Regions from separate parts of the Homo sapiens genome. Here region 2 is linked to region 1. A link is a contact called in ENCODE Hi-C or POLR2A ChIA-PET data. All regions are on one chromosome and are shown on one strand. Each heading gives the region's core, a stretch centred on a gene start or an enhancer-like site at or near the end of the contact. The rest is flanking DNA. Distances are from core to core; before and after follow the strand shown. Region 1 overlaps PTPRJ (protein tyrosine phosphatase receptor type J). Region 2 overlaps PTPRJ (protein tyrosine phosphatase receptor type J).

Region 1 (4,811 bases), core at 1,153-3,652:
GTGAGTGCAATAGAGCACCAGGCACTATTCTAATGATTTATTATACAAATAAAAATAAGATGAATCAATAAAGGACCTGGGGAATAGAGGTATCCTTTAACACAATCAAAGCAACAGTTCCTAGTATCTATAGTATGCTTTCATAGCCACTATGTTATTTAATCTTCTAATGGAAACCCAAGAAAAACAGAATCCCATGATGTAAAACTGAGACCTAAATTCTAAGAAAGGCCTGAGAGCCCTCCTTTCTTAAAGGTTTCCTTTAAAATAAAAGAAAAAAAAAGGCCCTGGTTAAAGGGAAGCACCAAATGAATAACCACTTGTTCTTTTTCTAGCTCAAGTCTTTGCCTATCCAGCCAAGTTCTTCTCAACACAGCACATCCTCCCCACGTGCCATCTCGAGGAGATGGTCAGTGCAAAGGCCAGAGCCAACATCTAGCACCAGAACAGCATGGGCCAAAGGACAGGAAAAGGGAGACTTGGGCCAAGTTTACAGGTTACTTTCCACCCAAGTGAGAAGGACTCCACTCAGCAACTGTTAACAGTGTCAGCACCTGGAGTTCAGACTAGAAGCTCTTGTAAGTTCCTGTTCCTCACATGCCCCAGTTTGCCTTGGAAAGAAGAAGCCTTTTAGGAAGTGAAGCGTTTGCTGAACAGTCAGCTGGTTACTATAGGTCAAACGCTCTGTATCTGCTAATCCAATCCAATCCCAAAAGATCCACAAAGACTTCCGGTAGGTGTCTTCCTAGTTCCCGCCTTGGATCACAGGTGGTCCAAACAGCTCCTCTTGGTCCTCCTTCACAATCTTCAAATCCCCTGAAGGGCCATCATTGTGGGTACCACCTACCATCACAACTATCCAGGCCAGATCTCAAGTACAGGCTCACCGATCAATGATCGACTGTCTTCCTCTCCACTGCTCCCTGTCTCATCATTCTGAGGGATTTCCACACCCACACAGTTAATCCATCCCATAGCACACGTTTGGAGCAGCTCAGTGGCTTATCCTTGGTCACTATGCGCAGATACAGATTAGATGTCAACAAGATGAACAGGTACTTGTATCCCAGGAACATCCGCTGAGCCTGGACACATGCACCACCTGGCCAGTCCCATCCTCTCACATGACGGTGATCTTACCCCGTCCCACAGCTTCAAAAAGCTGATTTCTCTCAAACTTACAATTCCAGCCTTCATGTCCTCCCTCAGCTCCGGGCTCCTGGTTCCTGCAGACTGCTCAGCATCTCCAAGCAGGTATCTCAAGCTCAGACTCCAAAATCCACCCCACCCCACTCCACCCCCAGCTCATTCCACTTCCCACCAAGCTGATCCTTGCTATTCCAGAAAGATGCCAGTGAGTCTTCCAGGCCTTTGCACCAGCTGTTTCCTATGGCCCCCCACCAGGAGGGGCTTTCCTTGGAAAATAGCACCCATCCCCTCAACACGCTGTATTCCCTTACCCTATGTCACTTCTTTCACAGCCCTGAAGTCTACCTGATGTTAGACTTGTTTTTTTTTTTTTAATAGAGACGGAGTCTCACTATGTTGCCCAAGCCGATCTTGAACTTCTGGGCTCAAGTGATCTCCCCACCTCGGCTTCCCAAAGTGCTAAGATTACAGGCGTGAGCCACTGCACCCAGCCTACACTTTTGTTTCTATATTTGTCTCTCTTCCACCAAACGTAAGCTCCATGAAACAGGGAACTTGGTCTGTTTGGGGCATATCCCCAGTGTTTGGAACAAACTGTGTTGAATAAATTGTGCACGCTGAATGAATGAATTAGATTTGGGGTTTTTTGTTGTTTTTGTTTTGTTTTTTGAGATGGAGTTTTGCTCTTGTTGCCCAGGATGGAGTGCAATGGCATGATCTTGGCTCACTGCAACCTCCGCCTCCCAGATTCAAGCAATTCTCCTGCTTCAGCCTCCCGAGTAGCTGGGATTACAGGCATGTGCCACCACGCCCGACTAATTCTGTATTTTTAGTAGAGATGGGGTTTCTCCTTGTTGGTCAGGCTGGTCTTGAACTCCTGACCTCAGGCGATCCACCCACCTCTGCCTCCACCTCCCAAAGTGCTGGGATTATAGGCGTGAGCCACCGCACCCGGCCTAGATTTGTTAACTAAATAGAAGCCAAGGTAGCAAAGAGAAAGTCAGCAAACAAAATCACATCTGAGGCCTAACTTGAAAGTTCTTAAGAAGTATTGAAGCCCAACTGAGAAGTCCTCTGTAGCCGCTCAGCTGTCAGAGTTGGGTTAGGCTTCTCAGCTTCTCTCTTCTCCCTTCCCCCATTGATGTTGTGTTTCATAAGGTTTTGAAACCAACAGTACATTGAAGTCCAGAGCTGAGGGATGAGCATTTCACAAAAAAAGGGAACTAGGCTAGGGGAAGCAACCTGGCAGGGGGCAGGAAAAGACACACTGAGAACTGAGTCACCCTCTGCCACCAGCCCCATGTAGCCAGCTGGACGCAGTAGCAGCAGCAGCAGCAAAGGTCACTCACTGAGCCTGGACAGAGCACTGGGCACTGGGCTGGACACTGCCTGCAGTTACTTCATTTCATCCTCATCAACCCTATGATACAGTCACAGGGACACTGCCTTTCATATGATGCTAAGCTCTAACGTTGACGGGGGTGGGGAGGGTGCATAAGCAAAATAACCCTTGAAATGTACCAACATAAGCATTCACTGGCAAAGGACACACCATCCCCCAAGCCCCAACACTGGAACTTACTAAGTAAAATAATGGGTTAGTGGCTTGCATTCAGGAGCCACGCTATATGCAAATTACATGCTTAAGTCACACTCTCCGTAGCAGAATAAGAATAAGCACACCATGAGAGGCACCAGGAGACCACAAGAAAGACTAGATGCATGTTGCCAATCCTGCATTCCCTCTGAGCCAAATCTGTACATACAGCAGTAAGGAGCGCAGCCAGGATCCGACCCTGTGTGTTGAGCCAGACTCAGGCTGGACCACACAGGCCTTTGCATCCAAGTGCTTCATCCCGCGATGTGATCCCACCCCATTTTGCATGACCCCAATCTTACATGGATGCTTCCCACGTGCCTGCTGGAAGCACCTCAGCCACATAAAGTATTCATCATCTGTATCATGCTTTGGAATCCAGTAGGGCCTTCCACAGCACCAACTTGGCTAAGCCTCACTGCAGTCCCATAAGGGTTGTCATTCCCCATCTTACTGATGTGGAAAGCTCAGAGAGCCAAGAGACTTTACTGAGTCCCAGGAGAGGACAGACCAGAACTGACCCAGGTCTTCTGACACCAGGGTCTGGGCTCATTCTATAAGCCAACAGAATTTACCTTCTGCTCCTGTGCTAGTTGAACTTTGACTCTGCTTTTCCAAGTTTCCTGCATCCTCATTCTACCATTTATTAAAAAAATAAAAATAACAAAAGATGAGGCTAGGAATCTATTCACCAAGAATCTAACAGGCAATGGTCACCATGCAGAACAATTAGGTGGCTCTTTGGTTAGAGGTGAGCAGAGGAGTAGAAAGGCAGCCAGTTTACAAAGTTCTACAATCTGTTTCAGTACTTTGAAAACACTGCTTGCTGCCCATATCCATAACATCCAGTCTCTTCCTCCTCCTTAGTAAAAGGACCCTTGTTCTGAATTTTATACATATTGTATCTGGGACTAAGAGACTATACTTCTCAGCCTCCCTTGCAGCTCAGTGTGTGCATCTGACTGAGTTATGACCAATGAGATAAGCAGAAGTGTTCCATGGAACTTCCCAGGAACGCTGCTCAGAGAGAGCTGATGCAGCAGGAAAGGCCTCCTCTTTATTATTTTATTTATTTATTTATTTATTTTTGAGACAGAGTCTCGCTCTGTTGCCCAGGCTGCAGTGCAGTGGCACAATCTCGGCTCACTGCAACCTCCACCTCCCAGGTTCAAGCGATCCTCCTGCCTCAGCTCCCCTAGTAGCTGGGATTACAGGCACACACCACCATGCCCGGCTAAATTTTGTATTTCTAGTAGAGATGGTGTTTCGCCATGCTGGCCAGGCTGGTCTCGAACTCCTGACCTCAGGTGACCCACCGCGCCCAGCTGAAAGGCCTCCTCTTGATCTGTGCCTTTCCTCCTTCTGCCAACATATGACTCAGACAAGGGGGATGGAGCCCCAGCAGCCATCATGGACTGTGAGGTGACCTAGATCCTGAAAGCCATGTGTAAGCAGGTAGAATATGACAGCCTGGGGCCTCTAAGAGCCCTAAACTACTACCTCTAACTAATTTCTATGTGAGAGAGAAATAAAACTTTACATCACTTAAGCCTCCGTTAACTGACTATAAATCTGATTTGTTGCTGTTGTTATACACAGCTAAAGTTAATCCTAAGTAACATAAGCCCAAAGCAAAAATAAAATACCAACATGACCCTGCCCCCACTTCTTAATCCCAACCAACTCCATAAAAGACAAAACATCTGTCCAGATAAAAATCCAACATTCCTACAAATTAATCTGTTTTACATTTGAATGTCCAGAATTTCTTATACTATCTCTATCACTGGCTCCAGAGAACATACAATCAAGATACTAAGCCTTTTTCTAATTAAGATAAAAATTTCCCCCTGTCTTACCGGAGGCACTCATCAGGGGCCTTTGTGAGTCCAGTGGTGGGAGGGTGTGGAAAGCAAGCTAAGGTTCCTACATGGAAGGGAGTGGGGGCCAACTAGAACTTCAAGTAGAAAACAGTACTGTTCATCTTTACTATTTTCCTTCTTTCTCTTACGCAGCTAAAGATATGTTTAGCAAACACAAACTGTGCCGACCCACTATAGCCTTG
Region 2 (5,243 bases), core at 1,785-4,284, 75 kb before region 1:
ATGGGGAAGCCCCGTCTCTACTAAAAATACAAAAAATTAGCCGGACATGGTGGCACGTGCCTGTAATCCCAGCTACTTGCTAGGCTGAGGCAGGAGAATCACTTGAACCCGGGAGGCGGAGGTTGCAGTGAGCCGAGATGGCACCACTGCACTCCAGCCTGGGCTACAGAGCGAGGCTCCAACTCAAAAAAAAAGAAAAGAAAAAGAAAAAGAAAAATTGGAAACCGAGCAGGTTTTAATAAATTAGCATTTCACATTGCTGTTAATGTTGCTGTGTGTCCATTAGGGGGCAGTAGCGAACAACACAAGAATAGAGAGGAAAAGGGTACTCACTGCCACCTGCGCACAGGATCTGAAACAGAAAAAGAAAACGGAAGTCAGCAGATTCATTCAGCCATGGAAAATGCAAATCAGAAATAAAGCAGTTGAGGATTTAATAATGGGGGTGGGGTGGTAAGAAGCACATTAAGCAAAGGTCTGCTGGTCAGGGTTAGGCCGTCTTGGGACATTAAACACAGGGAATCATTGCAACCTCGGGGTCAATTACAAAGGATTAACTGGGTTATGTGGGGGCTGGCGGCTGCTGACTCCCAGTGCCCAGTGTTTCTCCCCAGACACATCCCCCCACCTCCAGCCCTCTCCCCGGAGCAACTCCCCAGGTCAGCACCTCCCTCCACCCACTGTGCGATGAGCTGAAGCAGAAGGACACAGAAGCAGAGACCAGATTGTCAGGGCCAAAAAAAGGGGGTTGGGTGGGGGGGATACCAAGCCCAGCACACCCCTTCCCCAGACCCATTTCCCAGTCCTGACAGCACAGTGGAAACCAGAAATCCACTGTGTTTGGGATTTTCATTGTACAAAAATTCATCTTCTTCTTTCCATCAGTAGGTGGCAGTAAAAATTTTTAATCACATGTCAAGCAGCTTTGGGAAGAATTAATGCTTGACACACAAGAGGCCTTAAAGGTTTAGCTGACAGTGTCAGCTGGGGAGGGGAGCAGCCCTCAAGGATATTCATTGTGATCCATAATTGTTTCCCTATACTTTAAAAATCTAAAGTGATTCAAGGTTGTACACTCTATTGTTTCACAAACACACCTTTTTGGTGAATAAGATTTTTTTTTTTAAGTAGGATCGTCACGAAGAATAAAATAATCAAAAAGGACCCTGGTGGAAAAAACCGTCCTCCTACTTTCCATGACACTTAGAATAAAATTCAAACTCAGCCACAGCCCACTAGCCCCTCTGGTCTCACTGCCCCCTCACATTCTCGAAACTGATTCTCCCCTAGAGCCTTTACATATTTATTCCCTCCCACAAACACACTCTGCCCAGACCTTTTCATGGCCTGCCCAAAACGCCACCTCCTCAGCAAGTCCTTCTCCGAGCAGCCATGGAAACCAACACCCCTCACTCTCTGTCCATCACTGACTCCTCCAACCACACTGTGTGCTCCATGAGAACAGAGATCTTGTCTGTGCCCCATGCCTAGAATGGTGGACCCAGTAGGCACTCAATAAACGGCACAGGAAGGAAAGAACGAGCCCAGAGGGGGAAAGTCTTGCCCCCAGGTCCTCCAATTCTCAAACTTCCCATTCCCACCTTCCACCCTACCATCAACTCCTTCGCGCCTCAGGCCTACCCTTTTTCAGCTCATCTTCCTCCTCCAGCCCCTGCCCTTTAATCTAGGCTGAGCCTCAATCCACAGTCTAGGATGGATCATAGGAGAGAGGCAGAAAAAAGAGAAGTCAATAGCTAGGCAAGTCGCACAGGGCAGCAAACATTTTTTTGCCCAGTAAGGGGAAAGATTAAAGTAAAAGCACTGTGGGAGGCTATACTTGCAAACGCATTCTGAGGATAAAAAGGAACTCTAACTTACTAAGCACCTACTATGTAACAGACACTGTGCTGGGCTTTCTACATCCCTTGTCTCAGCACAGAACCATGGAGTGATGGCTAAGAGCTGAGACCTGGACTCAGACCGCCTGAAGGAAGTCGTTCAGTGCCACTGCTTCTGGCCATGTAACTGCGGGCAGGTAGCTTGCTTAATTAACCTCTCTGTCCCTCCCTGTCTGTATCTGCCAACAGGATGATCTTTGTACCTGCCTTGCTTTGGCGAGAATTAAGTTAAATGATCTATTTGAGCTGCTGTTGTCATCATCATCATCCTTACATCTTCACTGCAACCCTGTGAGGTATTTTTATCCCCATTTTACAGGTAACACCACCGAGGCTCAGATCCTCCTGATAGAAACCAATGTGCAATCTGAAGCTCATACTCTCCCCAGCATTGTTTTCCAAAGTATTTTTTGAATAACTTTTTTCTTAAGAGACAAGGTCTCACTCTGTCACAGGCTGGAGTGCAGTGGTGCAATCACAGCTCACTGCATCCTTGATCCCACATGCTCAAGCGATCCTCTCACCTAAGCCTCCCAAGTAGCTGGGACTACAGGCATGCACCACCATGCCCAGCTAATTTTTTTATTTCTGTATGGGGACAGCATCTCACTTTGTTGCCCAGATTGGTCAGAAGCTCCTGGGCTCAAGCAATCCTCCCACCTTGGCTTCCCAAAGTGCTGGGATTACAGGCATGAGCCACCATGCCCAGCTTTTTTCTCCAAGTATTTAAATAGACCAACAACCCAGTTGCAGAGGGCACGGAGGCCCAGAGACAGTAAGCAGCTTGTTGAAGGACACACAGCCAGAGAGGAGGCACAAGAACCAGAACCCAGATCTTGACCTCAACCACTCTCCCTTACATCTTCACAGCAAAGTCACTGGTACAGATGACCCAAAGCTTCTGCTGGCCCCCATAGCTGGACAAAAGGAGCAAACACTAAGAAAAGAGATCAAGCTCACGACTCAGCAGTGACAGACACGGGAAGAATGCAGTACGGCCCACAGTTCTGGCCAAAGACTTCCCTATATACCCCAGTTGTGTGGCAGAAAACCCGTTAGTCACCCAGATGTGCCCAGGAACACCCAATGCTACCCAGGAGGTGGAAGCTTCTCTGTCCCCTTTCCTGAGGGGAAACCCCTCGCCGGTGAGCCTTCCAGCCTTGTTCATTGCTAGAACTGCCCTAGAGATGGTTCTAGTTTCACATCCTCCTTTCTTTGTGCTGATAAGTCGAACTCTTTCTTTTCTCTTTTTTTTTTTCCTTGCCAGCAGGAAAAACCACTGCCAGTCCCAACTGTGGTTCCAGTCACAAGGATCCTCCTCCAGGCCTCAGAGAAAAAGAAATGGTTAACACGGCTTTCTGCACCATCCCAATTCAGCCAAACCTGCAGCTATGACATCAGTGGTCCACTCTGAACACTAGATTCTTCCCACTCAAAAACTAAGGCCGGGAGCAGTGGCTCACACTTGTAATCCCAGCACTTTGTGAGGCCAAGGCAGGTGGATCACCTGAGGTCAGGAGTTCCAGACCAGCCTGGCCAACATGGTGAAACCCCAACTCTACTAAAAATACAAAAATTAGCCAGGTGTGGTTGCATGCACCTGTAATCCCAGCACTCTGGGAGGCTGAGGCAGGAGAATTGCTTGAACTGGGGAGACGGAGGTTGCAGTGAGCTGAGATCGCGCCACTGCACTCCAGCCTGGGCAACAGAGTGAGACTCTGTCTTAAAAAAAAAAAAAAAAAAAAAAAGAAAGAAAGAAAGAAAAGAAAAGAAGAAAAAAAAGAAACTAAGTCATAAGGATCTTACCAGCTGCATTTACACCTAAAACTTCTAAAATTTTCCCCAACTCCTCTACATGAAAATCCTACATGTACATACACATCAAAACAGACCCCCTACGTATTCTCCTCTTCCCCTCTCTCTGACATGACTGTGTCATTAAACCTGTCTCCCAGTCTGCAAACCAGAATAACTTCTGGTTCTTCCCTCTGCTTCACTCTTTGTGGGTCACATAAAGATGTTTCCTTGCCCAGCACACCTTGACTTCCCCGCTTCTGTACTGTGCATATTGTAAACCAAGTCTTCATAACCTCCAGCCCTAAATCACAGAAACAGCCTCATCCTAGGGCTGAGAAACACTCAGGCCATTTCCATTTTCATTTCTTGAAGCTCCAGGTGCACACATGTACACACAAAATTAGGAAGTACCAGAACAGGGTTGTATCTACGGCCGTGTATTTTTGGTTTTGCTTCTGTTAGAGCAACGCCCTGACTCGACCTATAACCCCTCATTTGGAATATAAGAGGACTTAAACGGGAGCCTTTTGTGAACACCAGTGGTGACAGCCAGGCCCTACTCCTTCATCCATATACCTGGTTGCCTCTCCCTTCAATCCACAGTAAAAAAATAAATAGAACTGCGAATTTTTCTTTCTGAAACATGCGGTATTAGCCAATATCCTAGCTGGAGCAGATGACACACTCAATGAGGGTGAGTGAGGAGAGTTTTAAAGAGTCTGTTTTCAAGGGTGAGGGTGGGGTTAAGGAAAACCAGTAAGGGATGGGCAAGAATCCTGGGGTAGCAGCAGCGAGGAAGGGCAAGGAGAGAGGCCAAGGCTACCTCCCCTCATCTCCAGCTAGGGTCTCTCGCCAGACTGGCCCACTGGAAGCTGGAGACCAAGGGCACCCACTGGTGTAGAACATAAAGGTCAGCCTCCTCCTAGTGGGCACAGCAGGGTAGAGACAGGCGGGCAGAGTCTCAGGAGCACACAGAGATCTGCGGCACAGAGCTCCCAACACATCACCACTGAAAGCCCGTCAGCCTGACAGGTGTGGACTAGGGTGGTTAAAAGGTTAGTTCAACTTCCACTGTCACTCATGAGCTCTGGCACTTGAGGGTCTCGTGGAGCCATTGTTTTCATCAGTTGTAAAATGACGCAGGGGCATTTGCAATACAGACCCCATATCTGAGTTGTCCTGAGACTCGAACAACACAAGGTTCCTTAATTCCCAGCCTAACAGCCTTCTTCTTGCCTCACTGAACCTCCAAAGCCACCACCCTTCAATTCACTTGGTGACTTCCTGTGACTGCTCCAGCCCCTAGGAGCTCTCCAGGCTCTGAGACCCTCTCCGTCCATGCTGTTGTCCATGCTGCTAATTGTGGCCCTGCAGGGCCCCAGGCCCCAGGTTAGGTGCCAAAGATGCAGAGGGTGCTTAAGGTGGTCCTGACTCCCCAAGAGCTCACAGGCAAGAAAAGCAGTGAAAGATCTGGGTGCGCCAGGACCTGGTGAGCTTGGGGGATGGGGAGGGAGGGGCTTGAGGGATGGGGAGGGAGAGGCTTGGGGG

What was found. A loop is a pair of places that touch in the nucleus more often than their neighbours do. ChIA-PET counts read pairs that join two places held with the same protein, here RNA polymerase II (POLR2A). Pooled maps may share reads with other maps.
Region 2: a map of CD14-positive monocyte shows a loop between it and region 1 (4-fold over the local background). The contact joins two enhancer-like sites. A Hi-C loop is called at or near these places in 17 of 168 maps with a recorded cell type or tissue (CD14-positive monocyte, CD4-positive, alpha-beta memory T cell, CD8-positive, alpha-beta T cell and 10 more), 14 of 37 single-sample maps with no recorded cell type and 18 of 50 pooled maps. POLR2A ChIA-PET finds 5 or more read pairs at or near these places in 13 of 52 experiments (A673, AG04449, CD4-positive, alpha-beta T cell and 9 more).

Annotation. Positions count from the first base shown.
Region 1 is chr11:48,029,767-48,034,577 of GRCh38, reverse strand. The region is part of intron 1 of PTPRJ (protein tyrosine phosphatase receptor type J); the gene reads right to left. Among named protein-coding and RNA genes, the nearest start is that of PTPRJ, 52 kb to the right of the region's middle. RefSeq lists a silencer at 2,832-2,901. Within about 2 kb of position 2,402, at least 9 of the 41 ENCODE cell types and tissues checked have a DNase peak (open chromatin) inside an H3K27ac peak, as active enhancers do; they include OCI-LY7, where a contact is called at or near this core.
Region 2 is chr11:48,105,167-48,110,409 of GRCh38, reverse strand. PTPRJ (protein tyrosine phosphatase receptor type J) reads right to left here. Exons shown (of 25, transcript NM_002843.4): 2 at 334-352. Among named protein-coding and RNA genes, the nearest start is that of MIR3161, 11 kb to the right of the region's middle. Within about 2 kb of position 3,034, at least 10 of the 41 ENCODE cell types and tissues checked have a DNase peak (open chromatin) inside an H3K27ac peak, as active enhancers do; they include OCI-LY7, where a contact is called at or near this core.